4 separate regions of the Homo sapiens genome follow, and all the other regions are linked to region 1. A link is a contact called in ENCODE Hi-C data. All regions are on one chromosome and are shown on one strand. The core of a region is the stretch at or near the end of the contact, and the rest is flanking DNA. Distances in the headings are between cores, read along the strand shown. Region 1 holds the start of TMCC1 (transmembrane and coiled-coil domain family 1). Region 2 holds the start of PLXNA1 (plexin A1). Region 3 holds the start of NPHP3-ACAD11 (NPHP3-ACAD11 readthrough (NMD candidate)). Region 4 holds the start of TPRA1 (transmembrane protein adipocyte associated 1).

Region 1 (7,663 bases), core at 2,392-4,891:
AAGAAGGAATGCTTCCACCAGGAGACCCAACAACATTTCCATTGAATTGGGAGTTGAGGTGGTCACCTGGCCACCTTGGGTCTTTCATGCCTCTGAATCAACAGGTAAAGTGGGAAGTTCCTCTACTGGCTGAGGTGACTAATCCTGATTACTAAGCAGGAAATTCGGTTGCTACTACAAGATGGAGACGTATTAATGATAGGTAACTTTATATTGCAGTATTAAGTTATAAGACATCAAAGGTGGAGAAGAAACATCACTCAAGGACTTTGCATCCCCTTGGGAAAAGTGTTGTTATGTTTTCAATAGTATGCAGGATAGTTATATCATGTTAAGTGAAAGTATGACTTTGTTATTGTCTTTAAATTTTTTTTTTTTTTGAGACATAGTCTCACTCTGTCACCCAGGCTTGAATGCAATGGCATGATCTTGGCTCACTGCAACCGCCGCCTCCCAAGTTCAAGCGATTCTCCTGCCTCAGCCTCCTGAGTAGCTGGGATTAGAGGCATACGCTGCCACATCCGGCTAATTTTTGTATTTTTAGTAGAGATGGGGTTTCACCATGTTGGCCAAGCTGGTCTCAAACTCCTGACCTCATGATCTGCCCACATTGGCCTCCCAAAGTGCTGGGATTACAGGCGTGAGCCACTGCGCCCAGCCAAAGACTTTTTTTTTTTAAGAGATATGGTCTTGCTGTGGTACCCAGGCCGGAGTACAGTGGTGCGATCATAGGTCACTGCAACCTTGAACTCCTGGGCTCAAGGGATCCTCCTGCCTCAGGCTCCCCAGTAGCTAGGACTACAGGTGTACACTCCCACACTGGCTAATTAAAAAAAATTTTTTTTGTAGAAATGGGGTCTCATTAGGTTGCCCAGGCTGGTCTTGAACTCCTGGGCTGAAGCGATCCTCTTGCCTTGGCCTCCCAAAGTGCTGGGATTACAGGGTCCCTGGTGTGTTATTGTCAGCCTTTAGAGATCAAGTATGGTTAAGGAGATGTGTAGGAGTGTGATTGCTGGGTCATCGGTCTTAATTTTAGCTATCCTAATGAGAGTGTTGTGGTTTTAAATGGAAAAATCCCTAGTTGACTAAAGATGTTGGTAATCTCTTCATTGCTTATAGGCCATTTTTGTATCTTGTGAACTATCTACAAGATATAAAAAAAGCCTTTGCCCATTGGTTTATTGGGCTGGCTTATTACTCATTTATAACAGTTCTTTATGTATTCTGGATACAAGACTTTTGTCTAATGCTTTCTATTGCAAACTCTCCACCTGTGGCTTGCCTTTTCATTTTCTTAATGTTGTCTCTCAAAGAGTACCAGTTTTTAATTTTGATAGAGTTCAACTTATCAATTGCTTTCTTTTTTTTTTTTTTTTTTTTGAGACAGGGTCTCACCCTGTCACTCAGGCTGGAGTGCAGTGGCGCCATCTCAGCTCACTGCAACCTCCGCCTCCCAGGTTCAAGTGATCCTCCTTCCTCAGCCCCACAAGTTAGCTGAGACTGCAGGTACGTGCCAACAAGCCCAGCTAACTTTTGTATTTTTTGTAGAGATAGCATTTTGCCATGTTGCCCAGGCTGGTCTTGAACTCCTGAGCTCAAGTGATCTGCCTGCCTTGGCCTCCCAAAGTGCTGGGATTACAGGTGTGAGCCAGGCCATGAATCACTTTTTATGGTTCATATTTTTTGTGTCCTAAGAAGTCTTTGCCTATCCCAAGGTCACAAATACTTTTTCTATGTTTTCTTCTAAAATTTTCTTTTATAGGTTTAGCTTTTAAATTTAGGTTTATCATCCATTTTGAGTTACCTCAGGTGGCTCCTTCAGTGCTTCTGAAATCTATAAATGCATCCTCCACCAACCTCAAATCTAAGTAAACCTTGCCACCTCCTTCTCCTTCACTCCTCATTCAATTTATTGCCAAGTCCTGTCCATTTTACCACTACATTAGCACTCTTCTCTGTCACTACCCTCCTACTTTGCCTTGACTATGTGGCCAGTGGCCTCCTAACTGGCTTCCCGGCCCCAGCTTTGAGACTCCCATCAGACCACTCTTCACGTTGCTATCTAAGTAACTTAAAAACAGACATAATGGGCTGGGGGCAAGGTGGCTCACACCTGTAATCCCAGCACTTTGGGAGGCCGAGGTGGGTGGATCATGAAGTCAGGAGATTCAGACCATCCTGGCCAACATGGTGAAACCCCGTTTCTACTAAAAATACTAAAAAAATTAGCTGGGTGCAGTGGCGTGCACCTGTAGTCCCAGGTACTAGGGAGGCTGAGGCAGGAAAATCACTTGAACCCGGGAGGCAGAGATTGCAGGGAGCCGAGATCGCGCCACTGCACTCCAGTCTGCCTCTCAAAAACAAAAAACAGACATAATGATCAAGTTATTTCCCCTGCAACCCTGCTGAAAAAAACCTGAATAGCTTCTACCAAGCACTCAGATTAAAGTCCCAAATCCGGCCGGGTGTGGTGGCTCATGCCTGCAATCCCAGCACTTTGGGAGGCCGAGGCGGGCAGATCACAAGGTCAGGAGTTCCAGACCAGCCTGGCCAAGATGGCGAAACCCCATCTCTACTAAAAATACAAAAATTAGCCAGGTGCGCTGGCGTGCGCTGGTAGTCCAGCTACTCCGGAGGCTGAGACAGGAGAATCGCTTGAACCCAGGAGGCGGAGGTTGCAGTGAGCTGAGATCGAGCCATTGCACTCCAGCCTGGGTGACCTGGGTGACAGAGTGAGACTCTGTCTCAATAAATAAATAAATAAATAGGTCCCCAATCCTCACCTGTTCTCGCCTACCTCTTCCCACACTCGCAGTCTACTCCACATTCAATATTCTTTAGCGCTCCCCATTCTGGCCATGCCAAGACCTCACCCCTTGGAGCAACTAACTCCTCCCAACTCAATTCCTCAGATTCTACCCTCTTCATCCTCAACTAAATCAATTCCCCCATAAAGATTCTCTTAGTACCATATACCTCTCAGAAGATTTTTACTAATTGAAAACTTAATTTTGTCTGATTCTCCCATGAATGTTTTCCTTCTCCACCAGATCTCAAACTTCATGAGACCAGGGACTCCGTTGACCCCATATGGTACTCCCAGCTCCTTGAACACGGAAGAAGCCTCATTACATAAGTAATAAAAATAAAATAAATTAGGAAAATGGGAATTATAAAGGGATGGGCTGGTGGCTGCTTACAATCCCTTCAGTGGTAATACCTGGTGCAAAGTAATGAGTCTCTGCCCTTTTCCAAGCAGCCTGCTAGGTGGAATGAAGGAAGGCCTTGCGACTCAAATAGGGAGAACAAACGTGTGATCCAGAGCGGCGGGCAGAAATCCGACGAAACCCCATATTACTCAGGGGCGTTGCTCCTAGGGCGAGGGTGGCTCGGTTCCTAGAGCTTTTTGAGAGGAGGAGCTTACCTGGAGCAACTCAGCACTACCTGCAGCGGCGCAGCTCAACCAGCCCAGAGACCGCGTGGGAAGGCGGGCTAGGGGAGGGGCCACGCCTTCCAGGGCCCATCCCCGCCCCTGCGGCGTGCGCGCGCCCGTCCGCCCGCTCCCTTGCGCGTGCGCCGCCGGCCGGGGGCGGAGGTTGTGGGCGGTGGCGGCTGTGGCGGGGGCGCGCGCGCGCTCGCTCTCTCGCGCCGGTTCGCCCTCCCGCGCCGGGGCTGAGGCGGCGGCGGCGGTGGCGGTGACTGAGGCGGCGGCGGCTGAGGCGGCGCGGGGGGAGGGTCGGGAGGGGGGGGTGGTTGTGGGGGATGGACCGGGTGCGGCGGCCGCAGTGGAAGGAGCAGGCGCTTGAGCTCGAGCGACGGCGCTGGCGGAGACGCCGGCTGCTCCTCCCCTCCCCGCCGGTGAGTGAGCGCCCCCGCCCCGGACGCTGGCGGCGGTCGCGGCCCCCTCACGGCCCTCCGCGGTGGGTGGGGACAGTCGTGAGGGAGCGTGGCCTGGCGGCGCAGCGGACGCGGGCCTGGCCTCCCGCTCGCGGCCTGTCGGGGCTGGGACCTGCCGTCGCCCCCGTTCGAGGTTGAAGCCCCGGGCCTAGGACTCGACCCCCAGCATCCCACGGGGCCTCTTTCCTTTCCCGGCTCATTCCGCTGTCATTTTGACCTGGGGTTCCCCTCCAGCCCCTCGCCTCGTTCCCTTCCCAGCATCCCAGGGCCGAGGTGAGGGAGGGGCGTGTGAGAAGTCGGGCCGAGGCCCGAGGGACTGTTTAGGAGCCGGTTCCCGTCGGAATCTGGGGTTTTAGGAGCCCTCGATCGCCATGGCGTCCCAGAAGTTAGCCACCAGGACTCAGCCATTTCCACCTGAAACCAGTTTTGCACCTATTGTTTTGATTTTGAACTGTCTTTCGAGGGGAGGAGGGAGCCCGGCGTACTGGGGAGAATATGTAGTGGGAGGTGGGATGTGAGGAGGAGCTGGCTGGGCTTGGTCTCGGCCTCAGGATGCCCCCTGTTAACCCCTGTAGGATAGGGGAAAGAGGTGCAGCGAGTTGCACCTTCCCTAAAGGGCCAGAGATTCGTTTATAGCTTGCGAATCTCTGCTTTTTCAGCCTCGGTAAAGGGGTATCATTTGTGGTTGGTTTGGTTCGTCCCTTAACAACATTCTTGGTGAGGAATCCCCAGGTGAATCTGCCACGGAGTGAAGCAGCCCACTTGAGCTGTTGGCTACCCCCGGCCCCCGCAACGCCCGTTGGCTTTTGTGACACGTTACACGTTAGTGTTGGTAGAGCCTAGCCGTCAGAGGTACCTGTACCATAAGCATCTCTACGAAAGGTGTGAATTCCTAAATTAGCTTATTCTGTTCTTAAAAAAAAAAAATCCAGGGCATAAATATCAGATAGCTGCTTTAAAATAAAACAAAACTTTGATTTGTTCCAGGAGGTAGATACATTTTTTTCTCTGTATATTAGGAGATTGAAACTCAAATTGTGAGTAGGTGGTAGTTTTACTAGTGTCATGTGACAAAACGATGCTTATAGATGGGATTTTAACTTAATAACCCTGTCCTCTACCAACAGAGTTGGCTTGTATTTTTTTGCAATCACCCACTCTCTGGCTAGTGTAGAAAGATTAAAAAGCTGCTTCTGGTCTGTGGGTGGTAACCTTTTAATTTCTGAAGAGTTTTGAGCTGCTTATAGATTGCTGATCAGCAGCATAGGAAAATTTTAGACGTTAAAAATTCATTAGCATGTGATGTAGAACTGTTATAATTATGAGCATTGATTAAGATTTGGTATGGTGTAGGTGCTGTGTACTGTGTATAAGAATGAGATTTCTCAGAGCATTTGCATCTTAAGATAAACAGAAGCACAGACCGCTGACAGTGTTGGGACACCTTGCAGAAGGACTCTTTTATGAGCACAAAAGACCTGTAGTCTACAATTTGATGAAGAACCCCAGTGCCCTAGACTAGTTGGTGACCAACCACCATTACTTTAAACTGGGCCTTCTTGATAGTAGAATATTTCCCCTTTTCTGCAAGACTGCTTATGCCTCTCATAAATGTGCAGAACATATAATGGCTCAGGGCTTAGGTTTAAGCTCCTCAGAGTGGCATTTATGGATCATTCATTAATTCATCAAATGTTTATTGAGCCCTTACTTTGTTCCAGGATGTTTTCTAAGTACTGGGCTACATTGTTGGGACAAAACAGACAAGGCCTCTTCCCTAATTAAGCTTTATTCTGTATGTATGGGAATGAGGAATATACAACAAACAAGCAAATAGGATCATTTCAGATAATGATATAAATCAGTGGTTAGTAAGCTTTTTTTGGTAAAGGACCAGGAAGTACAGTACATACCAGGGTTTTTGGGCCATATGATCTCTTTTGCAACTACTCAATTCTGTTTTAGTACAAAAGCAGCCACAGACAGTACGTGAACAAATATGTTTATATTCCAGTTAAACTTGGGACACTGAAATTTGAATTTCATAAAATTTTCACATGTCACAGAATATTAATGAGTTTTTAAAAATATTTTCCCCTAGCCATTTAAAAATGTAAAACCATTCTTAGCCATATAAAACGGGGCAAGGTGGATTTGGCCTATAGATTATAGTCTGGCCTTTTATAGAAAATGTTTGCTGACCCCTAATATGAATTATGAAGAAAATAAAACAAGCTGATGTGACAAGTGAATGACTGAAAGGTGGGTGGAGGGTTACTTAGTGAGAGGAGGCCTCATTAAGGAGAAGGTATTTGAGTTGTGACCTGAAAAATGGTAGCGCTTTCCTGGTAAATGAAACAGTGAGTGCAAAGGTCTGCAGGTGCAGATGAGCTGCTCTTGTTTTCCAGTGTTGAACTTCCCCACATAACATGTCATTCTTACATTTTATGTAAATACATTTTATGTCTTTGTTAGAATGTTGTTCTTCATGTAATAGGATGGTACCTTTCCGTTTCCTCTTCCTGATCCTGCCTTACAGTACCCATGGAGTAAGACTGCAGTGGAGTTGCACCTCATCCCAGGGTTAGGTCCTCAAGTTAGTGCATGAGGCAAAAATCATGTAAGATGAAAACTCTTCTGGAAAATTCCATAAATTGCTCAAAAAGTATGGTCTGCATGTTTTTGTATGTATAGTTGTATAAAATTCTTACGAATATGAAAGGCTGAGAGCCACAGAGCTTGACTGAGGGAAAGAGCAAGAGGAAATAAATTGTTATATAGGTATCTGGGCCTTCAGACTGTTTGGCTTTTTAAAACTGCTCTGGAGTCCCTATCAGAGAGTGGGGGATGGTATAGAATTTTGACATGTTCCTGTTTCCATGCAGGGTTTAATTCTATTTTTATGTTAAGCCTCTATTACATTAATACATGCTCATAGATGTGTTGCGAATATTAAACAAGATAATGTATTTGAAAGAGCCCGGCACTTAAGATAGTCAGTAAACATTTGCAGAATTAGAATCTGATTTTTACTTCTTTGGGCTCACATACATACTGTCCTTTGAAAAGTTGTAGAGAACTTAGCCACCTGCTTCCTGTCTATCCATATTGGCATTTCCTGTTGTGGCTCCACTGAACAGCTGTCACTCTCTTTGTCCTTGAGCATTGGTCACATTTTGCCAGAGGTTGGCTTGTAAGTTAAATGGGTATAGGTGTAACTCTGTTAGTTCTGCCACATGACCCTTAAAGTGTTTGAGCACTGCTATTATGTCTCCTATTTAAGTCTTCACTTTTCAGAGCTGAATGTTTTTATTTTTCTTTTTTTTAAAGATATTATGGAGAGAGATGGGGTCTCATATGTTGCCTAGGCAAACTCCTGGCCTCAAGTGATCCCCCTTGCCTTGGCCTCCAAAAGTGCTGGGTTTATAAGCATGAGCCACCATGCCCCAGCCATTTTAATTTCTGTTAGCTTTTTCTTATTTCTTCACCCTTCTGGTTGTTGTGAGCTTAGTTTATTCTTTTTTTTTTTTTTTAACTTTGCTACTCTGAAGTATATTTTAAGGTACAAATTCAAGTTTTATCTCCTTGACCAAATCTTTCCTGATAATTCTAGACCTTCTTTATATTCTTAATATAGTTTTATCTTTACTCTTCAATTTAATTTTTTCTTATTTTTGTATTTTATACTAGTTTCATGAGCATTTGTCTTCACTCTGCGACAACAAGCTTCTTGAAGGCAAAGACCATATTTTAAGTATCTTTTGTG
Region 2 (7,663 bases), core at 2,806-5,305, 2.9 Mb after region 1:
AAAAGGGGCATGAAAGCTCTTTTCTCATGGATGAAAGAGGAAAGGGCACACCTGCCCACAAGGCATAGTCAGCAGTGCCACCCCCTTGGTTGTCAGTAGGGCCTGCTGCCCTGGATGTGCCTGATGTGCTGGGGCCTCTCACCCACTCCTGGCTGGAGCCGGCTACAGCAAGGCTGAGTCCTGAGTCTTGAGTTCAAGCCTCAGCCAGCCAGTTTGCACAGACCATCCCAGACACCCCTTGTATGGTCTGGCCCCATTTTACAGATGGGGAAGCTGAGGCCTGAAGATGGATGCCTTCTCCAAGTCTACCAGGGAGCTGGGCACAGTCCCATCAGCCTCTGTGCCTGGTGCCCACATGCAGTGTGGGGCTGCCTGCCCCTCCCCCAGGCCTCTGTGCCCCTGTCTCCACTCCCCGCCCTGCTCAGTCACCCTGTTCTCATCTGCAGCACAGGACTCGTGAAGGGTCTCTATTACTTATTGCTCCCATTCTCCCGGCCAGAATGGCTGCCCTGTGAGAGCAGGGCCTGGCTCTGGGTGGTTGCCACTGCATCCCCAAGCCAAGCCAGGGACCCAGGAAGACTCAATAAATCCCCGTGAGTGAGCGAATGAATGAAGGGTATGCGGAGGGCCAGCCAGGTCTGGGTGCGGCAGCCCCCCATGCTTCTTCACTCCTGTTTCACTCCCCACACACTCCCTGCCCAGTGTGTGCACAGCACACACCCACTGCTCAGGTGGGGAAACCGAGGCTCTCAGAAGCAAAGAGCTTTGGCTGGAATCCCAGAGCAGGAACTGCAGGGTGCTCCTAGCAGGCTGCCAGCTGCCTTTGCCGGACAGCGCCCCAAGAACAGCAGGGGAGGAGTCCCCACTCCCGCCCCCGCCTCAGAGCTCAAGGAAGACCCGGGAGCCAGAAAACAGGCTCCTCACAGTGGCAGTGGGGCCGGGGCTGGGAGCTGAGCACATGTGAACTCCAAAGAAAACATGAATCACTCACCGTTTATCAGTTCAAAGCAGGCCTGCAATTACCAGGGGCTGGGCTCTCCCCTCCTCTGGGATAATTATACACGTCTTAATGCAATTATGGGCCCTACTTTTTGTATTCAACAGGAGGGACCAGGCTAAGAAGCCACCATCCAAACTCCAGCCTGGTCTTGGGCCCACCGCCCCAAACTCCACCCTCACCCCACTGCCCCAACAAAGTCTGCTGGGAAGGGACTTGCCTGGGGTCACAGGGTTGCCGGCCAAGAAAGGGGGAGCCCCGAGCCTAGGGCTGGGTCCCTCATGCCCAGCATCTAATAAAGGCCAGTGACAATGCTTGGGCCACTTCTTCCACCTTAGGGGTATAAGACTTGGGGCTCAGACTCAAGGTCACCCAACTAGTCCCAGCAGGGCAGGGCCCAAATTTCGAGCTTCCAGAGACTGGACCAGCCAGCCAGCCTGCAGGGCTCAACTCTCATAGGCTTGGGTCTGCCTAGGAAAAAATGCATTCATTCCAAAGCTGGGCCCAGGTGCCAGGGTGCCAGGGGCCCATGCCGGGGCTAGGAGGGGAGCATGGGCAGATGCTGCACTCTACCGAGGAGCAGAGCTGGCCACTGTGGCCGGGGAAAGGCCTCAAGAGAGGACCAGGTAGCCTGGGAGCTGGTGCAGGAGGGTGGGCATTCGTGGTGGGGGTGGGGGGCAGAACAGGAGGAGCAAAGGCCTGGGGTGGGAAACACTGGCTGTGCAGAGGGCAGTAGGAACGGCTGTGGCTCTCCGGCATGGCCAGAGCTGTTCTAGGCTGAGGCAGAGCCAGAGCCAGGGCAGGGGAGGCTAGACTGGCCTTGGGATGCCGATGGGGCTAGCCAGGGAGAGAGAGGCGGAGAGAGACCCCGCGGTCTGCGTGCAGGAGCCCCAGCCCAGGGGCTCCTCTCCTGGACAGGAGGGGATCGCCGCCTGGTGGAACGCCAAGCCAACAGTGTCCCCTTCCCTTTCCTGGCCTGAGTGACACCAAAGCTCCTTCTCACCCTGAGAAACAAAGGCCCCCAAAGCCCTCCCCACAAGGAAGAGTCCAATCCCCCCAAGTCCTCCTGCGCCAGATCCTGCTATGGCTCAGGCAGGTTGGGGTGTGGGGCTGCCATCCTGCCCAGTGGCTCACAACAGCAGCCGGGGGGGAAGACAGCTGCTCCTGGCACTCCGCCTCCCCCACAACGGGGGTCATGGGAGGTGGTCCCAGTGGTTCTGCTCCCGACCAGTCCTAGGGGATCCGGCTCTGAAGGCCTTGGAGTCCTGCTCCTGAGAAAAAGTGCCTACCTTTGCAGGCCTTCCCCTGGGGCACCCGCTCCTCCCGGCCAGCTGCTCTAAGCTGCTCTGTGCACGGGGGCTTTCCTGGGGGCTCAAAACAGGCAGGCAACGACCTTGGGGGGCCAGGAGTCCAGCAAAGGGCTGTCTGCTTTGTCCACAGGCACCTCATGTGTCCCCCACCCCCAGAGCACACACTGAGGCCACAAACCCAGGCCTCCGCCCATGCTGTCCTCTGCCCAAAACGCCCTTCCTGGGCCCCACTGGCACCCCCCAGGAATGGAAGCCTGGCCCTGCAGCGAATCACTGGTTCACATGCCTGCCTCTGGCAGGGGGCTGGGTGCTCCTCAAGGGCCGGGCAGCATCTTGGTGCCCCTGGTGCAGCACCTGGCCTCTGCCGCACACCCCAAGCCGCAGGAAATCGAGGGGACCTGAGGCAAGCTCCTCAAGGGCCCGGGGAGCAGAAACTGCGCCCCATCCCTGCACCGACCCCCAAACCGGCTACGTGTGAAAGGAGATGGGGCAGCACGGAGCAGCCTGAGCCACAGGAGCCGCGCTGAGGGGACAGAGGCTCGACCACGTCCCCTCCCCGGCACACACACCCCTTTCTTTCAAGGGGCGTGGCCCCAGAACCCCACACAGGAGCCTGGGGCAGATCGCCGCCCGGGGCCGCCCCTCGGAGCCCCTCCCCTCCTTTCCAGGGCTGCACCTGGGACCTCACGCCGACCGAGGGGCCTCCCTGGAGTCCCCACTCCCCCTTCCCCTGGCAGCCCGGGATCGGCCCGCTGCCTCCAGCTTCGCCGCACATCAGGCCCGGGACTATCCAGGAAGCAATCGGAAGCCTCCGGGAGAAGCGGCTGACCCTGGAGAGGCCCCGAGAGGGGGAGGCCAAGGAGGCCCGAGCGGGGCGGCCTCCTGGGCGGCACCCAGAGCCCACCTCCCCGCACTCCGGGCCAGTGGGAGCGGTGGCAGCTGTGGTCGGGAAGCCGCTCCAACTTCCACCCCGCGCCCCAGGGCCGGCCGGGGGCTTAGCCTGCACGACCTCCTCCGGCCCCCGCGGCCCTGCTGGGAGGCTCCGATCCCTATCCGGGCCTGGCCACCCCGTCCTCGCCCGCGGCCAGAGGTCTGAGCCGAGGTCCAGCGGCCGGGACGGGCCTGGACACCGCAGGGGCCTCCCCGCGGGGCCGCCGCAAACTTTCTCCCCAGCCTCCGTGGAGGGGCAGCGCCCGCCCCCCGCCACCCCGGAGCTGCCGCGGGGCTCGGCGGGCCCGGCCGGGGGGCGGGGGAGGCCGCGGCGCTGGATCCCGGGCCGCGGTCCCAGCCCCGCCGCACGGGGGTGCGGTCTCTCCGCGTCGGCGCCGCGACCGCGCCCGGACACACGCGGACGCCTGGGCCGGAGCCGCAGGGACACGCGGGCCGCGGACACGCGCGCCGCAGTCCCCACGCGCGCCGCAGTCCCCGCGCACACCCCCTGCCTGCCGCCTCACGAGAGGGCCGCCGCCGGAGGCCGCCCCGCGCCCACCCACGGGCCGCCCGGCCCCGGACCCCAGCCCGGCCCGGCCCCCGCCCACCGTCCCGCGCCGCGGGGAAAGTTGCGCCCCGACTCACCCGCCGCCCCGGGGCGCGCCCCGCCGCCGGCCATCGCCGCGCCCAGCCGCCCGCGCCGCCGCCGCCGTCCGCCCCGCCGCGGGGCCGCCGAAGCCGCGTAGGCCGCCCAGGCCGAGGCCGCCGCCGCGCCCGGGCTCCGCTGCGTGGCCGCGCAGCCGATGCCCAGCATGAATGGGGCGCCGAGCGCCGCGCGGCTGCGGACCGGCCTCGCTCTCGCCGCCCGCGGAGCCCCGCGCCGCGCGCATGCGCCGCCCAGAGCCCGGGGGCGGGGCGGGGGCGGGGCCGGCGGCGGCCTCCAGAGGGCGCTCTGCCCCGCGCCGCGCGCCTGCAGGGGCCCACCGCGCGTCTTCAAAGGGCGATACGGCTGCCCGCCTCAACTCTCTGGGCGCCGGGGCCGCGCGGGCAGTTCCGGGAGCCCCCCGCTCTCGAGCGGGCTAGCCCGCGACCCCAGGAACAGGGCCTGGCTCAGTGTGCCCAGGCTAGGAGCATGGCCTCCTTTCACGGGGGGGGAAACTGAGGCTGAAGGAGGCAATCGCAGTTCCCAGACCTTGCGGGGCCGGGTGTTCCCAGCTCTCGGCCTCGCGCGTTCCGCTCTGTCAGATGGGCGGGCACCTGCGCGGGGAGCCCGGGCGCCCCCTGCAGGCCCCAGGCTGGTGGCGCATTCCCGGCTGGGGACGCAGCCCAGGGAGGAAAGTCCCGCGGCAGAGGCGTGGCGAGACGCGAACTCCGGCTGTAGCGTGGGGCAGCGGATCTACACGGTGTGAGGTGTGGGGCTGCAGAATCCAGGGTGACGGGCCAGAGCTGTCCAGGCAATACCCCCAGCCTGCATGGCAAGGCTGAGGGGCAGACACCCAGCACTCAGTTACTGTACTCACAACCGCCACTCCCAGGCAGGAGGCATCCGGGAGGGCCTCCCGGTGGACGCAACCAGGCCAAGGAAGGGGAAGCCGGCAACAGGAGCATCGATAACAGAGCAGATGGGCCAGGAAAACCCCGTCGTGGGAGGGCTGAGTCCCGGCTGGGGACTTGGCCCCCATCTGTAGCCTGAGGGGTGCGGTTTTTGCTGTGTGAATCACGTCACCCCTACAGAAGAGGAACTCTCTACAGTTCACATGGTTAACAGGGAAAGGGAATGGACTCATACCGGGCCCAGGTGTCCCTCCGCGTCTCACCCCGCTCCTCCCTCCCCAGGAGCAGCCACAACCCTCATTTTTGTGTTCATCTTTAAGTGCTTTTCTTTGGGTGTGACCTCTTATATTTGCACCCCAGAATGGGACGCTGTTTTGGGTGGCTTGTTCTGGGCATTACAGAAACGGGGTCACTCAGCCTGTGCTGTTTGCTCTGTCTGCTCTGTGTGGTGAGGGCACAGGGCAGCTGCTCGCAGGCATCGTCTTCGCAGCCTGTTTTGTTGGGCTCCTGCTCGCCCATTCTCCTGCCGATGGACATGGGATTGTCGCCTATCTGGAGCCATGATGAGCAAAGCTGTGATGAGCATCCTGTGTGTGCCTCTCGGTGGGCACCTTTAGATCCAGGGACGGTCTGCAGGGTCACGGGGTAGGATTTGTCTAGCTTCAGGAGATACAGCAAAACCGTCTTCCCAAGTGACAGCCCCAGTTTACACTCCCAGCAGCTTAGCAGGAGTGTGGAAGGGTCTGGCTGTCCCACATCCTCACCAATATTTGGCACTCTTTAGTTTTGCAAATCTAGTGGCATGAACTGGTTTTTCAACTAGGTGGTTTTGCTTGTCTGCTTTTTTTTTTTAGAGACAGACAGGGTCTCGCTCTGTCACCCAAGCTGGGATGTTGTGGTGCAATCAGAGCTCACTGTAACCTCAAGCTCCTAGGCTCAAACCATCCTCCTGCCTCAGCCTCCTGAGTAGCTGGGACTACAGATGGGCACCACCATGCCTGGCTAATTTTTTTTTTTCAAGAGATGAGGTCTCTATGTTACCCAAGCTGGTCTCAAACTCCTGGGTTCAAGTGATGCTCCCACCACAGCCTCTCAAAGTGTTGTGATTAAAGGCATGAGACACGGCACCCAGCCTCATTGAGTCTTACTGTGTCGCCCAGGCTGGAGTGCAGTGGCTCGATCTCAGCTCACTGCAACCTCCACCTCCTGGGTTCCAGTGATCCTCCCACCTCAGCTTCCCGAGTAGCTGGCATTACAGGCGTGTGCCACCATGCCCAGCTAATTTTTGTTTTGCCATGTTGGCAAGGCCGGTCTCAAACTCCTGACCTCAAGTGATCTGCCCGCCTCGGCCTCCCAAAGTGCTGGGATTACAGGTGTGAGCCACCATGCCCAGCCTCATTGTGGTTTTAACTTACATGTCCCTGAATGAGGCAGAACATCTTCCTCAAAAGTTATATTTATTATTTTATTTCCCAAGCACTAATACAGTGCTGGCTCTGCTACCTTCTACAGATGGGTGGGCTGAGGCTGGAGACGTGCTCAAGTTCCCCAGTGGATAGGAGGCCGGGCTGGGAGGCTAATCCCAGGAGTCTGGCTTCTCCAGTCTGTGGTCTTGACCCAGCCACTGGGCTGTACTTCCCCTCCCTTCCCTGGCAAACAAGACTGGAGCGCTTTCTTTCCTCACGGACTACCGAGGCACACGTGTGGGCGCAAATCCATCCTCATGGCTGGTGAAGGCAGAGCAAGTCCTGACTGCTCTCCGAGCCTCGATTTCCTCATCTGTGAAATGGACGTGAGAGCTTGCAGAGCTGTGGTGAGGGACACAGTGAGTGTGGACACCATGGCTGACCTCGGGGAATGTTCACCAGCTCTTGTCTGCGCCACCTGTCACCAGCACCAGGGGCTGTCCCTGCTGTCTGCCTGTTCCCGCCCTTTTGCCCCAAGGCAGACACTCCTCAAGGAGCTTCCTGCTCTGTACTCACGGTGCCCAGGAGAGCCTAGGCCTCTCCTCTGTGGTAGAGCCCCCTGTCTCCAGCTGCGTCTTGGGAAGGTCCAGGGCCGCTGGAGTCTACGTGTCCAGGACCAAGCTCCTGGTTAACCAGGTGCCTCCCTCATTTTCCCCATCTCTGCGAAACATGCCACATCCCCCAGGTTGCCCTACTGGGAACCTCCATGCTCCCCATGTCCCCTGCATCCCTCAGCCTGGTGGATTCTTCCCAAAAATATATTCCAGAACTTTCCACTTCCCTCCATCCCCACTCTGGGCTCCTCAGGAAGGAGCACCTCCTCTCTGCTCTGCCTGCTGTACTTGGTAACACCTTTCTGTCCAGTCCCCAGACAGCAGCAGCAAAAGCCATCACAGTGAGAATCTGCTCATGTGACCCTCTCATTATGCCCTGGAATTCCTTCTCCCATCATGAGCAACTGTGGATTCCAGGTGGCCTAGGTCTCAGCGCCACACAGAAAATTCTAAGGTTTTTAGGAGACCAGAGAGCAGATTCGCTTCCTGTCCCTGGGCTAGGGGAGGATTTCATAAACAAGATACTAAAAAAATAAAGAAAGGAAAATATGAGTCAATTTGACTACATTAAAATTAGTTACTTTTGCTCATTAAAAGTTATAAATAATGAAATAATGAGACAAGTCAGGATCTAGAAAGAGATGGCTTATAACACATCTAATTGTCAAAGGATGTGTATCCTGAATATATAAAGAACTCCCAAGAGTCAATAAGGAAAAGGCTGTGCCGCCACAGGAAGGTGGGGAGAAGACTGCACAGGCAGTTTGTGGGGACAGAGGCAAGTGCCTCTTGCTATGGATGGGCTGTGTGAGGCAGGCTCTAGAGCCCCTGCGGCTCTTGTCTGGCCCCGGC
Region 3 (7,663 bases), core at 4,098-6,597, 2.8 Mb before region 1:
GTTAAACAAATATCCCAAATGTGCAGTATGCTTTATACAGGACCACAGGTAAACATATTGGCTATGGTATTCTTAACAAAACCCATTGCAGCTCTTCTTAAAGCATGGCCTTCTATATATCCATATATTTGATTAGCCCAAGGGGAAACAGCCCAGGGAAACACTATCGTTAGAACACATACTTCATAAAAGAATGGATACCCCATATTTAAAATATTCTTACCCCATTTCCCTGTCCAGTGCATGTGGATGTGTTGCCTTTGTTTCACTCTTGCACCCACCTTGGCACTAAACTCCTCTTCTTCACCAATTCCTGAAAAAAAAAATAGGTCACAGCAAGTTTTTCAGAATTTGTAAACTTATTGAACATTTGGGACATTTTTTTAGGAGATACTACACAGCACTCCAGCATTTCTCTTATCGCTTTTCCTTCTCCTTTACTGTTTTCATCAATGTCTTCTCCTTCCTTGTTCAATTTAATTCAGTATGCCCCTCTGTCTGTTAGGACAGGCTGGGTTGTTCTCTGGCCAAAATAATCTGAACACTAGGGCCTTAATACAAACATTTACAGAGGAATGAGCCTTTCATTGATGTACTTTCAGAGTAGTTATAGAGATTATCTAAGCCTAAGCTTCACATTTATATCTTTTATACCATGGATAGTTATTCAGATACTAAAAACATTGTAACAAGGTGGACTTTACGGTTTCCTAAGAGGTAAAGTTAACTTTATTTTGTCCTAATGGTTCCTAAATTAGTATTTGCTTCTAAATCAAAAGATAACTTTAAAAAATTCAGATATGTGAGCTCTACTTAAAAACATTTGGATTCGGTGGACTTGATGTGGGGTCCATGGCTCTACATTTTTAACAAGCTCCCCAGGTAATTATCCAGGTTTGAGAACCACTCCTCCAGTTCAGGGGTCAGCAAACCTGTGAGCTAAATTCAACCAGTCACCAGTTTTTTAAAATAAAGTTTTACTGGAATGCAGACACGCCATTTGTTTGTGTATGGTGTGGGGCTGCTTTTGTGCTATAATGGTAGAATTGAGTAATGTGACAGAGACTAAAGACTGAAATATTTACTATTTGGTCCTTTATAGAAAAAGCTTGCTGATCCTACTCTTGTCTGTTTCATAATAATTTCCAGAGTCATGTTATTACTTGTGATGGGAACTAAGTAAGGCAGTGTAGATGACTGTTAATGAAGGCAACACCCAGACTGTCGTCTTCACAAGGTGATCCTTTTTAATACATACAGCCAAATTATTTTTTTCCTGAGTTACACTGACCCCTAATGGTAGAAATGTTAAATCACAGCTGCTTGATCACAGTTTTCCCCTATTGTTAATTAGTTCCTAAAATTAGGGTCATACTTACAGACTTTGTAGTAGGAGACTTTAGAAGTCAGAGTTCACTTGGTAGAACTGAGCAGGACTAAACAGCCTGGGAGAAGGTTGGCAATTTTGGTGAGAGCTAGAATCCCTTCCTTTTGCAGAGTTCCTTTGTCTTCAAAGACTGTTACTCAATGAAGCATTTCCAATTATACAGGTCATTTATTCCAAAGTGATAAATTTTATCAGGACATTATGACCATTTGTGATGCCATGTCTATCTCTAAAGTTGAAGCACAATACTATCGATATAGTCAAAATTACATTTGCCTTCACTATGATGAACTGCGAAGAAAGGTCACAGAGGAATCTGTATACATGTAAACAGATACTGAGATGGTTACCAATGGGGATCACACACATGTTGGCAATAATGAGATGGCCGAGGTGAAACCATTGGTTTTTAACCTTGACTACTGATTAAAATCCGCTGGGGAGCTTTAAAAAATTAATGATGTTCAGACCTCAACTCCTGGAAATTCTGATCTAATTGGTCTAGGGTGAGGCCCAGGCAGCAGTCTTTATTTTTTTAAGTTCTCCAGGTGATGGTAATGTGCAGCCAAGGTTAAGAACCATTTTTCTACAGTAGTGCTTCTCAAATTTTAATCTATATTCACATCACCTGGGAGATCTTTTTAATCTGCAAATTGTGATTCAGGAGGTCAGTGATAGCATGTGAGAATCTGATTAACAAGCTTCAGGGTGATGTTGATGCTACTGCCTGAGGACCATGCTTTGAGTAGCGAGGAATTAGATCATCCCTAGCCACAATTTTTATGCAGTCTCAGTGTTCTGAGATCCTAAAGTACATAAGCATCACCTGGGAAGTAACTAAACATGCAAAATTGTCAAGGTCCCCAAATTTTTACCAAATGTCCCAAGTGATTGTGAGATTCATAGTCTGAAGACCAAATACACACTACTCTACCCAAATGATATTTATTCTACCAATCCCATTTAAAAAAAAATGGCAGGCCGGGTGCGGTGGCTCAGGCCTCTAATCCAGGACTTTGGGAGGCCAAGGTGGGTGGATCATGAGGTGAGGAGTTCAAGACCAGCCTGGCCAAGATGGTGAAACCCCGTCTCTACTAAAAATACAAAAAAATTAGCCGGGGGTGGTGGTGCACGCCTGTAATCCCAGCTACTCGGGAGGCTGAGGCAGAAGAATCGCTTGAACCCAGGAGGCAGAAGTTGCAGGGAGCCGAGATCGTGCCACTGCACTCCAGCCTGGGCGAGAGAGCGAGACTCCGTCTCAAAAAAAAAAAAAAGACAGTAGCATTGTTTATCAATTTATAGGCTGCCCGATCAAATGTAGAGACATTTTTTCTTATTCCAGGTGAAAAGACAAATTACCAAAATGTAATGGCTCAAACCAACAGTAATTTTATTATATCTCATGATTTTGTGGGCCAGAAATGTGGGCAGAGGTTGGCTGGGTGATTTTCTCCCCTGTAGTGTATACAGAAGTCACTTAATTTCTAAGTAGTGAATGCACTAGTCTGAAGAGTCCAAGATGGCTTCATTTTACATGTCTTGGTACTCTGGTTGGAAAGCTGGGCCCAGCTGAGACTGTCACCTGGAATGCCTACATATGACCTCTTAATTTGGGCAGTCTCAGGTTAGTAAGTCTTTACATGGTGGCTCAACACTCCCGAGTGTTCCAAGACACAAGAAGTGGAAGTCGCCATTCTCTCAAGACCTGGGCTTGGAAACTGGCACAGTGTCATTTCTGCCACATTCCACTGGTCCAAGCGGTCAGAGTTCACTCAGGTTCAAAGTGAGGAGTCATATACAGGCTTGCTTCATGGCCATGCAACCCCATGTGCAGTAACGCAGGGCCCAAAACTCAAAAGGGCCCCATACTTGGCTTAATGCTCTGCTGTAGCCATCTTGAAAATATTTATAATTTTTGAATAAGGGGCATTACATATTCATTTTTCACTGGGTCCCACAAATTGTGTAGCTGTCTTAGCTGTCTTTTCTATGGGAGGACTATTAAAAAAAAATGTGGCCATCTTTAGTAAGTTATAAGCCACCTGCCAAATATTTTATTCTCACTATATTTCTGTATTAAAAGTTATTCTTTCAAAATGCAGACTGAAGTACGTGGGTTAAATTCAGCATGAAGAAAAACAGGTTATGAGGTTAGAAATAATGTCTTTTTTTTTTTTTTAAAGACGTAGTCTCGCTCTGTCGCCCAGGCTGGAGTGCAGTGGCGCCATCTCGGCTGCAAGCTTCGCCTCCCAGGTTCACGCCATTCTGCTGCCTCAGCCTCCCGAGTAGCTGGGACTACAGGCGCCTGCCACCACGCCTGGCTAATTTTTTTGTATTTTTAGTAGAGACGGGGTTTCACCGTGTTAGCCAGGAAGAAATAATGTCATTTTTTAGGATTAAGAAATTTGGTCACTTTGGCATTGACCAATAGTAATCTAAGATCAGTACGCAAGTAGGGTGGAGAAATGTGGATTAGAGGCATGTCACTGGATAGAAATGACGTGGGGAAAGGAGAGATGCATGCTTCAGAGCACTCAGTTCCAGACTGTAGAATCTGAATGTACTCCCCAAGCTGTAGGAAGTTAGCATAGTGAGTTTGGTTATTTGTTGGAGAGAATGGGTGATGGCTATTTTATCTTCTTACTCAAGCATAGTTATGGAAGTGTTCAGCTGAGGCCCATTCCAAAGGAGGTACTAAGATGCAAAAATGTTCAAAGGGTTTAGTCAGAAACCTAGTGGATGATCCTTAAACCCCTGATCCACATGGAGAATTCAAAAATTTGAAGTTAGAAATCAGAACGGATTTGAAAAGGTAGAAAGTTCTTAAGGTACTGTGATGGTGGAAATATTTCCCTTTATCTCAGGAGACCACCTGAAGAAATTAGTATATACACTCTGGATTTTGAAGAATGCAAAGGCCTAGTATGACTACTTCCTGAAGAAAATCTAAAGGGTAAGAGAAGAGATGACTAGCCACTTTGATGGAGGGAATGAAGGAGAGACTGGTGTGCGGTCTCCAATGTCCCATGCCGCAATGAGTTAAAAAACTTAACCTTGTCTAAGGATTGTCCCTGGTGGTTTCAGACTGTAAAATCTAAAAGCTCTTTCTTTGCTGGCATTATTCCTTGCTGGTCATTCTATCTACATGCATACTGAGAGAGAGATATCGCGGGAAGCACATAGCAGGCACTCCATAAATTTTTCAGATTTCCCAACTGCTTCCAGAAAGGAGTTTCCGGTCAGGCACGGCGGCAGCGAAAGAAATAGCTGCAGCGTTTGTAGAGCAGCTGGGACCCAGGCCTGTGCTCCCTGTGAGGCACGCCCGCCAGGGAGCCTCGAGCCGGGCGGAGACAACGGAGAGAAGCCCTATGTCGGAGCACCACTCCACCAGCGTTCGGAGCACCCCTCCACCAGCGTCCGGTCCACTGCTGGTCCTGCACAGTCGCCACTCCCCCCATCCTTCCTGCTAGCCCCGCCCTTCTTGCTAGCCCGCCTGGCCCTGTGTGCTTTCTCGACCCACCCCCGTTTGCCCTGCCCCGCCCACATGCCCCGCCCCACTTGCCCGGCCCCTCTTGTTGTCCCGCCTAGCCCTGCTGCCCCGCCCCGTCCCCCTCGCCCATCCCCCCAGTTCCGCTGCCCCGTCCCGTTCCGCTGCCCCGCCCCTCCAGTTGCCCCACCCCCTTCCGCTCTCCCTCCCCGCCCCGTTCCGCTGCCTCGCCTCGTCCGGCTCTCCGGCCCCGCCCCGCCCCGTTCCGCTGCCCCGCCCCGTCCTGCTCCCCCGCCCCGTCCTGCACCCCCGCCCCGCCCAGTTCTGCTGCCCCGCCCCTCCTGTTTCCCCGCCCCATCCCGCTCCCCCGCCTCGCCCCGTTCCGCTGCTCCGCCCCGTCCCGCTGCTCCGCCCAGTCCTGCTCTCCGGCCCCGCTCCATCCCGCTGGCCCGCCCCGTCCCGTTCCGTTCCTCTGCCCCGCCCCGTCCCGTTCCGTTCCTCTGCCCCACCCCGTCCCGTTCCGTTCCGCTGCCCAGTCCTGCTGGTACTCACTAGGTAGTAGCGGCAACGGACGCCATGGGGACCGCCTCGTCGCTCGTGAGCCCCGCGGGCGGGGAAGTGATCGAGGACACGTACGGGGCGGGCGGCGGCGAGGCCTGCGAGATCCCGGTGGAGGTGAAGCCCAAGGCCCGCCTGCTGCGCAACTCGTTCCGCCGAGGCGCGGGGGCGGCAGCAGGGGCCGGGCCCGGGTCGCTGCCCCGCGGGGTGGGCGCGGGCGGGCTGCTGGGGGCCAGCTTCAAGTCCACTGGCTCGTCGGTGCCAGAGCTGGAGTACGCGGCGGCCGAGTACGAGCGGCTCAGGAAGGAGTACGAGATCTTTCGCGTCAGCAAGAACCAGGAGTTGTTGTCCATGGGCCGCCGCGAGGCCAAGCTGGACACGGAGAACAAGCGGCTGCGGGCCGAACTGCAGGTAACGCCGGGCTGGGCCGCGACGCCGGGAGACCCTTGGGAAGCACGGCCGTCCTGCTCCCTCTCCAAACCAAGCGGCTTTGAAAGTTCGGCGGAAACTGCCCATTTTAATTTGAGAGGCCATATTCTCTTCGAGTCTGAAATGATTCCTTAACCCTCCCCTTTTTCTGTCTCTTTTTTTGGAGACAGGGTCTCGCTGCGGTGGCACGATCGCGGCTCACTGCAACCTGGAACTCCTGGGCTCAATGATCCTCCCGCCTCGGCCTCCTAAAGTTCTGGGATTACAGGAGTGAGCCACCGCGCCTGGTCCCCGCTTTTCTATTTCTGGTTTATTCATTGAGGCACCTAGAAGAAATTAGCCGGAAAGTGTCCTGAGGAGGCAAATGCCAATCTCCAGCTCCACTGCCGCCCCCGCGCCCACCCCCTCAGAAGGCTGGTGACATCTGTTGAAGCAACTCAGCAAACTCTTCCTAGGAGTTTCACCCCCCTCCCCACCATAAAAATTTTAAGTGGGTCTCCAAAGTGGGGCTCAAGTGTCGGTTTCTTTGTAAAGTTTCATCGCTCTTGCATTTTAATGGTCTTGACATGAAAATTTCTGGAAGCCTCCTGATCTCACCATGGTTGAAAACCTTCTCTAGATGTAGTCAAATTTCCCTAGTCCATTTGATTAATTTACGCTAAAAGCAATTATTGCATGCCCTCCATGTAGCAGGTCCATTATAATTCAATAAAATAGTATGTAAAGCAGCCGGGCGTGGTGGCTCACGCCTGTAATCCCAACACTTTTCGAGGCCTAGGCGGACGGATCACCTGAGGTCAGGAGTTCGAGATCAGCCTGGCCAACATGGTGAAACCCCGTCTCTACTAAAAATACAAAAATTAGCCGGGCATGGTGGCACGCGCCTGTAATCCCAGCTACTCAGGAGGCTGAGGCAAGAGAATTGCTTGAACCCGGGAGGCGGAGGTTGCAGTGAGCCGAGATTGCACCATTGCACTCCAGCTTGGGTGACAGAGCGAGACTCCGTATCAAAAAAAAAAAAATAGTATAAAGCAAGAGGTTGCTTTTCTGTGAACGAATCTCTAAAACTTTTTGCCCTCAGTTTGGGGCCCCTCTGGTCGTTGTTGTGTCGTTTGTGTACTCTTTACTGTGGGAGAGACTTATAGGCAGCCTAAGAGTTCCCGGAGTCGTTACAGTCGGGGTGAAATAAATACCTCAGACTGATTTTTCTAAAAGAAAAAAAGCCTCCTGTCTTCAAGACTAGACATTCTTCTAGTCAGGTTTTGTTGTTGTTGTTGTTGTTGTTTTTGTTTTTAAACTCCCTCATTAGCTGTTGTGTAATTATTGTCGTTGTCTGGGAAGAAGTCCGTGTAGCAGTTTATCTGTTGTCTTATCAGTTTTCCTACTGGGCAACCTTAATGCACTTGCATGTATAAAATGGACTAGTGCATTTCAAATATCTGATTCAATGTATCCAAGCCACTGCCCAACAGACACCGCACGTTGGAAACAACTGTGAGGTGGGGGTAGAAAAGGCCAAACCAAACAGGGCGGAGTGCAATAAGGGTTGGCAAGTGTCACAGTCACTCATGTCACCAATCCTGATTCCCTGTGAAACATACTGGTTCCTTTCTCACATATCGAGGCATGAAAAAACTTATCCATATTTATTTCATTCATTGTGTCAGACATTTACTGGAGACTTGCAGTGTACCAGGCACTGTGAAGTGCTCAAGGGATGGTGAGATGAATAAGACATAGTGCCAACAGGCACACAGTCTCTTAGAACTACTTATCCTTCAAGTTAAGCCTTACAAAATGTA
Region 4 (7,663 bases), core at 2,893-5,392, 2.3 Mb after region 1:
TCCCCATTCTGGTTCCACCATCTGTAGCCTGTGGCTTTCATCCTCAAGGGCTCCATGCGACCGCTGCACATCCAGGTACTACATCTGACCCATGTATTGAGCCAGCTCAGCTGTGATCAAGCGCAGCCTTTTTCCTCCGTAAGAACTGCCCATTGGCGTAGTTGTGAACTGAGGCAGAGGAGCTGCTGTGGCAGTGGTAGGTGATGTGGATGTACAACGGATTGCTTACAGTCTCAGTGGATTGCTGCTAGGCCCACCCACCTGAATTTACATATTAGAGGGCCTGACAGAACCCAGTTCATGAGGGGCAGCTCTGGCCTCATGGTCACTTGATGTCCCCTAGTCATCTCTACCAGGGTCCAGTAGCCTGGCAGAGCTGCTTTGTGAATGGTGTCTAGTTCTCTACTATAGATGACCTGGTCTTGCTCCAGAACCCTAGGGGGTCTACTTTGTGGTTTTTCCCACCAGAGCTTGCTGTAAGCTTCACACAGCATATCTTCCCACCATGTATGCCTCTAGTATCATGGGGTCTGTGGGTCCCATAGCCTGAGGGACAGCCTTTGATGTCATGTGACCCAGAGATATGTGGGTCAGAGCAGCACTCCCAGGTGTGGAATCTGCTACCTCCAGAACCCAAAGAGGCCTCTAAGCATTGTGCTTGCTCTTCTGTGATGGAGTGTGCAGGGGGATGTTCTGGTGTGCCCCACACCACCAGACCCCTACAAACCTCACTGATGTGGCAAGCCCCTAATTCTTCATAGGGTTTAATCTTCTGCCCGCTGGAGCACATATGTCTCATCAAGTTTTCCATGTACTTGTCACCTCCTGCTCATCCATCCTGATTAGCACATTGTCATTGACACCATGAACCAGTGCAGTGTTCTGCAAGACGTTCAGATGGCCCAGTCTCCTTCAGACTGTGATGACAAAGGATGGGAAAGGTATCATTGGCCTGGGGCAAGACCATATGTGTGTATTGTTGGCCGTTCCTATGAGTGCAAATGGTCCCTGATAGGGATGAAAAAGTGTGGTGATCAGATGGCCCCTGAGAAGCGGGGGCCGTGCTGATCTGTCTGTGCTAGCAATGCACCTGCACAGCACCTGTGGTCAGGGCTACCACTTGGCTGAATCTGCAATAGTCCATTGCCACTCTGTTTATTTTTATAAGGTCAGACTGATGAATTAAATAGGTACATGGTGGGGGATACCCTCCACACGTCTTTGGTCTTCAAGGGTGGCACCAGTCTCCGCCATTTTCTCTGGTGTGTGATGTTGTTTATGTGCTTGCTCTCTTGGCCGGGGTGGGTGGTGGTGATAGTGGGGTCTCAGAGGCTTTCACTTGACTTTTACTACCATCACTCTCACCCCATAGACCAAGGAACCAGTGCAGGCATTTTGTTTACTACACAGGATGTCTATCCCAGTGATATATTGAGCTTGATCTTGATGGTCCTATGACAGTTGCACCCACTTTGCTTCTCACGCCTAAGCACTACCATCTGGCGTCTGTTATCTGGGGATTGCTGTCATCCCCATGGCTATCAGGGAGCCCAGTTCTGTAGCAGCATCTCCTACTGTCAGCCGTGGCCACCCCTGAGCCTGCTGTAGGGTGATGAAGAACCTGAGAGTCAGATCTGTTTATTAAGCTACTATTCATTTAATGTTGCAGATGCCACGCTCTGTCCTGTGTGTAGTGGATACTGCAGTGAATTAGCCACTGCCTCAGCTCTCAAAGGCAGATACCTTTGGTTATTTCACAAATACAACAAAATCCCACAGAAACTTAGATATGGGGTTCAAAACTCAAGAGAAGAAAATGCAGAATTCTCCAAGTCTCAAAAGGCAGAAAAATAAAAATAGAGGGTTTAAGATTCTTCCTGGGGCCTGAAAGCTTAAGATGAATAACTCCTCCCTTCTCAGGCCCAGTTCCAAGGTGCAAGGCTACTTGTGCCAGCAAGATAGCAGAAGCAGGACAAGAGCTGGCTGGAAGACACCTACCGTGGTGGGAAGACATGTACCCGTGAAGATCGAGAAAGAGTCCATCCGGGTACAACGTAGCAGTTACGTCAGACTAGGACACTTCCTGTTTACAGGAGACTATAAAACCTTTGCCGCGTCCTCACTTGGGGCTGATGCCATTTTAGGCCTCAGCCCACCTGCACCCAGGCGCTCATTAAAACAGCATGTTGCGGCCGGGCGCGGTGGCTCACGCCTGTAATCCCAGCACTTTGGGAGGCCGAGGCGGGTGGATCATGAGGTCAGGAGATCGAGACCATCCTGGCTAACAAGGTGAAACCCCGTCTCTACTAAAAATACAAAAAATTAGCCGGGCGCGGTGGCGGGCGCCTGTAGTCCCAGCTACTCGGGAGGCTGAGGCAGGAGAATGGCGTGAACCCGGGAAGCGGAGCTTGCAGTGAGCCGAGATTGCGCCACTGCAGTCCGCAGTCCGACCTGGGCGACAGAGCGAGACTCCGTCTCAAAAAAAAAAAAAAAAAAAAAAAAAAAAACAGCATGTTGCTCCACACCGCCTCGTGTTGTGTGTCGGCGCGCTCGCAGGGTTCGAACCGATACAAGAACCTTACAGAGGGTAGTTATTAGGCCTGGTCACACATGTCCCATGACTTCTACTTCCTGGCACATGGTAGGGTGGCAGTTTCCTGCCCTCTGGAGGCTAGAAGCGGTGGCCAATTGAATGTGCGTGAGAGTGATGTGTATAACTTTCTGGGAGGAACTTGAGGAGCCACTGGATTCCCCACGGCTCATTGTGGCTGTGGTCATTCGTGATTACGCAGGCCGGCATTGCCCAGCCTCTCTGGCGAATATAGAAGCCTAAACTTAGGTATGCACATTTGGGTGTGGTCCAGGCTGGGAAAGTCCCAGAGGATCACAAGGTGGTTTCTTCCCCAATCTCCCTGTGTTTTTAGGACAGGAGCAAGGAGAAGAATGGGACCCAATCTCATTCCAGCCCAGCGGTGCTGTCGCAAGGTGTGAGTCTTGGGGTGCCTGTAATAACTGAGTGCCTACAATCTGCACGAGGCTCTGAGTCAGCCTCAGGATGCTGCAGGGGACATCCTGCAGCTTGGCTCTCTTGGCTCCATCCTCATGACGCTGGAATTCTATAATAGGGTGGGGAGACTGGACGGGGAGGCAGGTAAATGAAAACAATCAGGTGAGAATTAAGATGCTCGGAAGGAAATGAGACTGGACAGCCGCTCCAGCGAGGGTGTCCACAAAACCCTCTAGAGGACATGATGTGGCAAGGAGCCAGCTCTGCGGGGGAACAGGTGTAGAGCCAGGAGCAGGAACAAGCTTGGAACAGCCGAGGGACAGAAACAGAGACCCGCATGGCTTGAGTATGGTGAATGCAGCATCGATGCCAGGGGATAAGACAGGCGCAATCAGGGAGGGCTTTCCAGAGGAACAGGCGTGAAGAACTGTGGAAGTTAGAGTTGGGGAGAGGCGTCCTGGCTGTGTCGCTTCCTCATTGCGCGGCTTTGGTCAAGTTATTTGACCTCTCCAAGCCTCAGGTGGCCCTGTAAAAGGTGACTATAATGACTGCCTAGCAGGGTTGCTAAGAGGAGTGCCCGAGGCATGGCGGCGCCGCGTGGAGCAGGGCGCTGGGAGGCGGCGGCCCTGCGGCGTGGCGCGGCTGGAGCGCGTGGCGCCGGGGAGGGTCCCCGACACGCCTTCCCCCAAGCTGACCCCAGGTCACCCCTGCAGGGCGCCCGAAGCGCCCGCACGCGAGGGGGCGGTCCCCGGAGGCTCCGCCCCGACGGTCCGGCCGCGGCCCAGGCCGGGAGGTGGAGCGCGGCTGCCGCCAGCTGGTCCACTGACAACTGCTGCCAGCTGGAAGGCGCGTAGGGCGAGAGGTGGCGCGTCCTCAGCTTTCCAGTCTTCGATTCCGCCCGCTTTCCGAGTGAGAAACGCAGGCCTCTCTCTTCCGTGAAGCAGCGTCTTGTCTCTGCACCTCCTCTGTGCTGTCTCTTTAAGAGGTCAGCGGGCTGCTCCGCCTCTTGGGAATTTGATTGGTCTCTCCCACTTTTTTTTTTTTTTCCCCCAGTGATGACTTATTCCTATAGGCTGCTGGAGGTTAGAGGGCGGGCCTGAGTGATAACAGGGACTCTGGGACTCTGGGACTTGTGGGACTGTGGCCGTTTTCGCAATTTGGGCTGGACGAAAAAGACGGTCTTGCTTTCCCGGTCGCCGCTGTCGGGAAGGGCTGCAGGGTGTCCGCGAGACCCGCGGCCCGGCGAGCTGACCCCGCCTCGCCTTTCCTGCCTAGCCCTCATTCCACGGAGCCGGTCGCGCCCGGTCCTTGCGCGACGCTTCCCGGCCCAGGCCGCCTGGTCTGGCGCTGGAGGCCGGAGTCCCGCGGCCTGTGCTGGATCCGCGCACACCCAGTGGCGGCGGATGGGCGGCCGGGGCGGCCGGGGCGGCCGGTCCTGAGCGCGGCCCGGGCTGTCAGGTAAGGAGGGGCCTTCTCCCCGTCTCCTGCCGCAGCTAGAGGGGGAGCCCCGTCCCTCGCCCCGGCGGGAAGCCCAGCCGCCGTTCCCCTCCTTGCTCCGCGAGCGGCCCATTTCCGCTCGGGCGCAGCTCGGACGGCCAAGGCGGCGTTTGGGAGGGAAGGCCCTGGATGTGGGAACCCACGGGAGGGGTGCCGGGCAGTCGGGAGTCGCTCGGGGCGCGGGGGCACGCGAGGCCCGGGAGGGAGCCGCACGTAGCGGCGTCGGGCTCGGCCCCGGCTGGAGGCAGTGCGGGTGGAGATCCGGACCTCGGCGACCCGGTCCGGCGCGGGGTGGCGGCACGGGCTCCAGCCCCACGGTGGCTGCCCGCAGCGGCCGAGGTGCTCCTGAGCCAAGCCTGCCGCCGGTTCGGGGCTTTGCTGCCCCGTGAGGGGGCCATGTCGAAGCCTCCGCTCCCTCTGGACTCGGGGAATGCAGGTGGGGGCTGGCTTTGCCCTCTTCTCTGCAGTGAGGAGGGGCCGCAGGGTCGTCCAGTCCCCAGCGGGGCTTGGCGGTGCTGGAGATTCAGTTGTTCCCGTCATAACAACCTGTTGAGGGCTCGTGTCGTGCCAGGCCTTGTTCTAGGGGACCGAGTCCTGAGCACTCCCGGGATAGAGAGTAGTAAATACCCAGACGCGGCTCGGGCGCTGGAGACAGCTGAGAAGGGAAGGCTTCTCAGAGGAGGTGTCAGGAGAGAGCTGGGGGAGAGCCAGCCCAAAGGCCCTGAGGAACGGACCAGCTCAGCAGGTGGAAGGCAAGCAGGGAGGGCAAGGTGCAGGTCAGATTGGGCCCAGGCCTCCCCATCTTACTGGGGTCTCCGGCTTAGGACAGGGACCACACGCCTGCCAGCCCCAAGGCCGAAGGACAACAGGGGAGAGCAAAGTAACTTACTTGGCCTCTGCCCTATGGAGCCTTCCCCACCTTGTCACCCCTGGGCTCCACCCCTTCTCACCACCCTTAGGCCCTAGGGTTTGTAAGCTCAACAACCCGTCGGTGTGGGAAGCACTGAGGGCCCCTCTCCCCAGGGTTTCCTATCCGGTAGCTGTGGGTGGGGTTTGGTCAATCCTGTTGCACAGATGAGAGAGCAGGGAAAGCTGAGTCCCAGAGAGGAGAGAGAAGGCCTTACCCAGTCGTTCTCAGCGGGTCCTGCATTGCGTGACCATGACCTGAGCCTAGCCAGCATCCTGTCCCTCAACTGGGTGGGAGGGAGGGAGGCAGAGGCCCCTGGAATGTTGTGAGTCTGGGAGACTCCTCCCAGGTGGAAGAAACAGTCTGTCCCAGTTTCCCTGTTCCTGGGAGGCCTGGGGTTGCCCAGGGTGCTCTGCACCGCAGGAATTCCTCCTCTGAGAATCACCCCTGGGCTCCACCCCTTCTCACCACCCCTTCTCACCACCCTTAGGCCCCTATCGTGAGCTGACCAACCCCTCCCACTTCTTTGTCAGTGCTTGGGAGCATCAGTCTAAGAGAACTAAGTAGAGAAGGCTGAGGACTGACCCCTTCTCTGCCTCTCCTCTCCTCTGTATAAGGGGACAGTAATTGTCCTCTCTCCCTTAGAAGGCGATGCCATTGTTAAGTGTGTCACCACGTGTAAAGCACTGAGCACCATGTCTGCACATAGGAAGTGTGCATCCTATTAACTAAAAGTCAGTGCGGGCCAGGCGCAGTGGCTCATGCCTGTAATCGTAGCACTTTGGGAGGCTGAAGTGGGTGGATCATCTGAGGTCAGGAGTTTGAGACCAGCTTGGCCAACATGGTGAAACCCCATTTCTACTAAAAATACAAAAATTAGCCGGGTGTGGTGGTGCACACCTGTAATCCCAGCTACTCAGGAGGCTGAGGCGGGAGAATCGCTTGAATCCAGGAGGCGGAGGTTGCAGTGACCCAAGATCGCACCATTGCACTCCAGCCTAGGTGACAAAGCGAGACTCTGTCTCAAAAAAAAAAAAAAAAAAAAGTCAGTGCTTCAGTTATTTCCTAAGCTTTGATACGTAATGGCAATCCTGGTATGGCCAGCAGCCCCATAACCCCAGTGTGGTTGCTGGATCAAGTAGCAGCAGCAGGGGCACCACCTGGGAGCCTGTGGGAAACACAGACTGTTCAGCCCTACCCCTGCCCTTGGGAGCAGCATCTGCATGTTAACAACACCAGGGTATTTCCCACATCAGGTCTGAGAAGATAGCTCTAGAACAAGCCTGGTGCTCTTGACCCACAGGTGGAGAAGCCGAGGCCTGGAGAGGGGCACCTGGCAAGTTGTTGACTGGGGGCCTGGGCTCTGGAGACAGACAGCCTGGATTGCTGGCCTGGCAAGTGGCTGCCCCTCTGAGCTCCACGTGCACAATGCGGATAACATAAGTACCTCCCTCCCAGGGTTGGAGGCCAGGGCTCAGAGGTTAGGCACAGAGGTTACTACGTTGTTGGCAGGGGAGTGGGGGCAGGCAGAGCAGCTGACACCTCCTCTGTGTTTCCTCAGACCCCACAGCAATGGGGGCTTCACAAGAGGTCCATGGACCTGGGAACCAATTCCTTTCCCTCCTTGCCCTTCAGTCTCTTCTCTGGTAATCCCAGCAACTTGGGAGGCTGAGGTGGGAGAATTGCTTGAACCCGGGAGGTGGAGGTTGCAGTGAGCCGACATCGCGCCACTGCACTCCAGCCTGGACGACAGAGCAAGACTCTGTCTCAAAAAAAAAAAAAAAAAAAGAAAAGCAGCAACCACCTTTGTACATGTGTCACTTTTGTAGATGTTTACATCCCTGGTTTTGTTTGATCCTTACGGCACCCTTATTAGGCAGATGTTGTCCCCATGATACTTGGAGGGGGAGTGACTCACCCCAGGTCACACAGCAAGCACGTGGCAGAACCAGCAGTGCAGCCCCGTCTTGTTGACTCCAAAATCTGTGTTAGCTGGAGGTTTTTCACTGGTGAATTAGAGAAGTCAGACTCAAACTGGCCTAGGCAGAAAAGGGGATTTGTTGGGTTTTATAACTGAAAAGTCCAAGCGGGTAGGACTGGCTTTGGATGTGGCTGAATCCAGGGGCTCCAGTGAGCTCATCAAGATCTGTCTCCATCCGTGTCTCAGCTCTCCACTCCTCCGCGTCGGCTTTACTCTGAGGCGGGTACCTGAGCGTGAGGTCAAGGTGGTACAGCCCTGACTTACTGAGCTC

The links. Hi-C counts contacts between places; a loop is a spot of excess contacts on that map. Pooled maps may share reads with other maps.
Region 2: a loop to region 1 is called in a map of CD8-positive, alpha-beta T cell, with 25 times the contacts of the local background. The contact joins the promoter of PLXNA1 here to the promoter of TMCC1 in region 1. A Hi-C loop is called at or near these places in 3 of 168 maps with a recorded cell type or tissue (CD8-positive, alpha-beta T cell and naive thymus-derived CD4-positive, alpha-beta T cell) and 9 of 50 pooled maps.
Region 3: a loop to region 1 is called in a map of CD4-positive, alpha-beta T cell, with 13 times the contacts of the local background. The contact joins the promoter of NPHP3-ACAD11 here to the promoter of TMCC1 in region 1. A Hi-C loop is called at or near these places in 4 of 168 maps with a recorded cell type or tissue (CD4-positive, alpha-beta T cell, CD4-positive, alpha-beta memory T cell, CD8-positive, alpha-beta T cell and 1 more), 1 of 37 single-sample maps with no recorded cell type and 12 of 50 pooled maps.
Region 4: a map of CD4-positive, alpha-beta T cell shows a loop between it and region 1 (6-fold over the local background). The contact joins the promoter of TPRA1 here to the promoter of TMCC1 in region 1. A Hi-C loop is called at or near these places in 2 of 168 maps with a recorded cell type or tissue (CD4-positive, alpha-beta T cell and naive thymus-derived CD4-positive, alpha-beta T cell), 1 of 37 single-sample maps with no recorded cell type and 8 of 50 pooled maps.

Annotation. Positions count from the first base shown.
Region 1 is chr3:129,889,689-129,897,351 of GRCh38, reverse strand. It overlaps TMCC1 (transmembrane and coiled-coil domain family 1), which reads left to right and starts at 3,641. Exons shown (of 7, transcript NM_001017395.5): 1 at 3,641-3,858. TMCC1-DT (TMCC1 divergent transcript) reads right to left here and starts at 3,481. Exons shown (of 3, transcript NR_037893.1): 1 at 3,425-3,481. RefSeq lists a silencer at 3,384-4,113 and enhancers at 3,475-4,266, 4,267-5,059.
Region 2 is chr3:126,979,507-126,987,169 of GRCh38, reverse strand. It overlaps PLXNA1 (plexin A1), which reads right to left and starts at 4,055. Exons shown (of 32, transcript NM_032242.4): 1 at 3,883-4,055. RefSeq lists silencers at 2,965-3,044, 4,060-4,289, 4,390-4,609 and enhancers at 4,660-4,989, 5,250-5,299.
Region 3 is chr3:132,720,143-132,727,805 of GRCh38, reverse strand. It overlaps NPHP3-ACAD11 (NPHP3-ACAD11 readthrough (NMD candidate)), which reads left to right and starts at 5,347. Exons shown (of 45, transcript NR_037804.1): 1 at 5,347-5,843. NPHP3 (nephrocystin 3) reads left to right here and starts at 5,397. Exons shown (of 27, transcript NM_153240.5): 1 at 5,397-5,843. The coding sequence starts at 5,451. NPHP3-AS1 (NPHP3 antisense RNA 1) reads right to left here and starts at 6,056. Exons shown (of 11, transcript NR_002811.2): 1 at 5,427-6,056; 2 at 224-313. RefSeq lists an enhancer at 4,451-4,640 and silencers at 4,881-5,390, 5,491-5,740.
Region 4 is chr3:127,587,212-127,594,874 of GRCh38, reverse strand. It overlaps TPRA1 (transmembrane protein adipocyte associated 1), which reads left to right and starts at 4,142. Exons shown (of 11, transcript NM_001136053.4): 1 at 4,142-4,465. RefSeq lists silencers at 3,490-3,819, 4,320-4,789 and enhancers at 4,523-5,199, 5,200-5,877.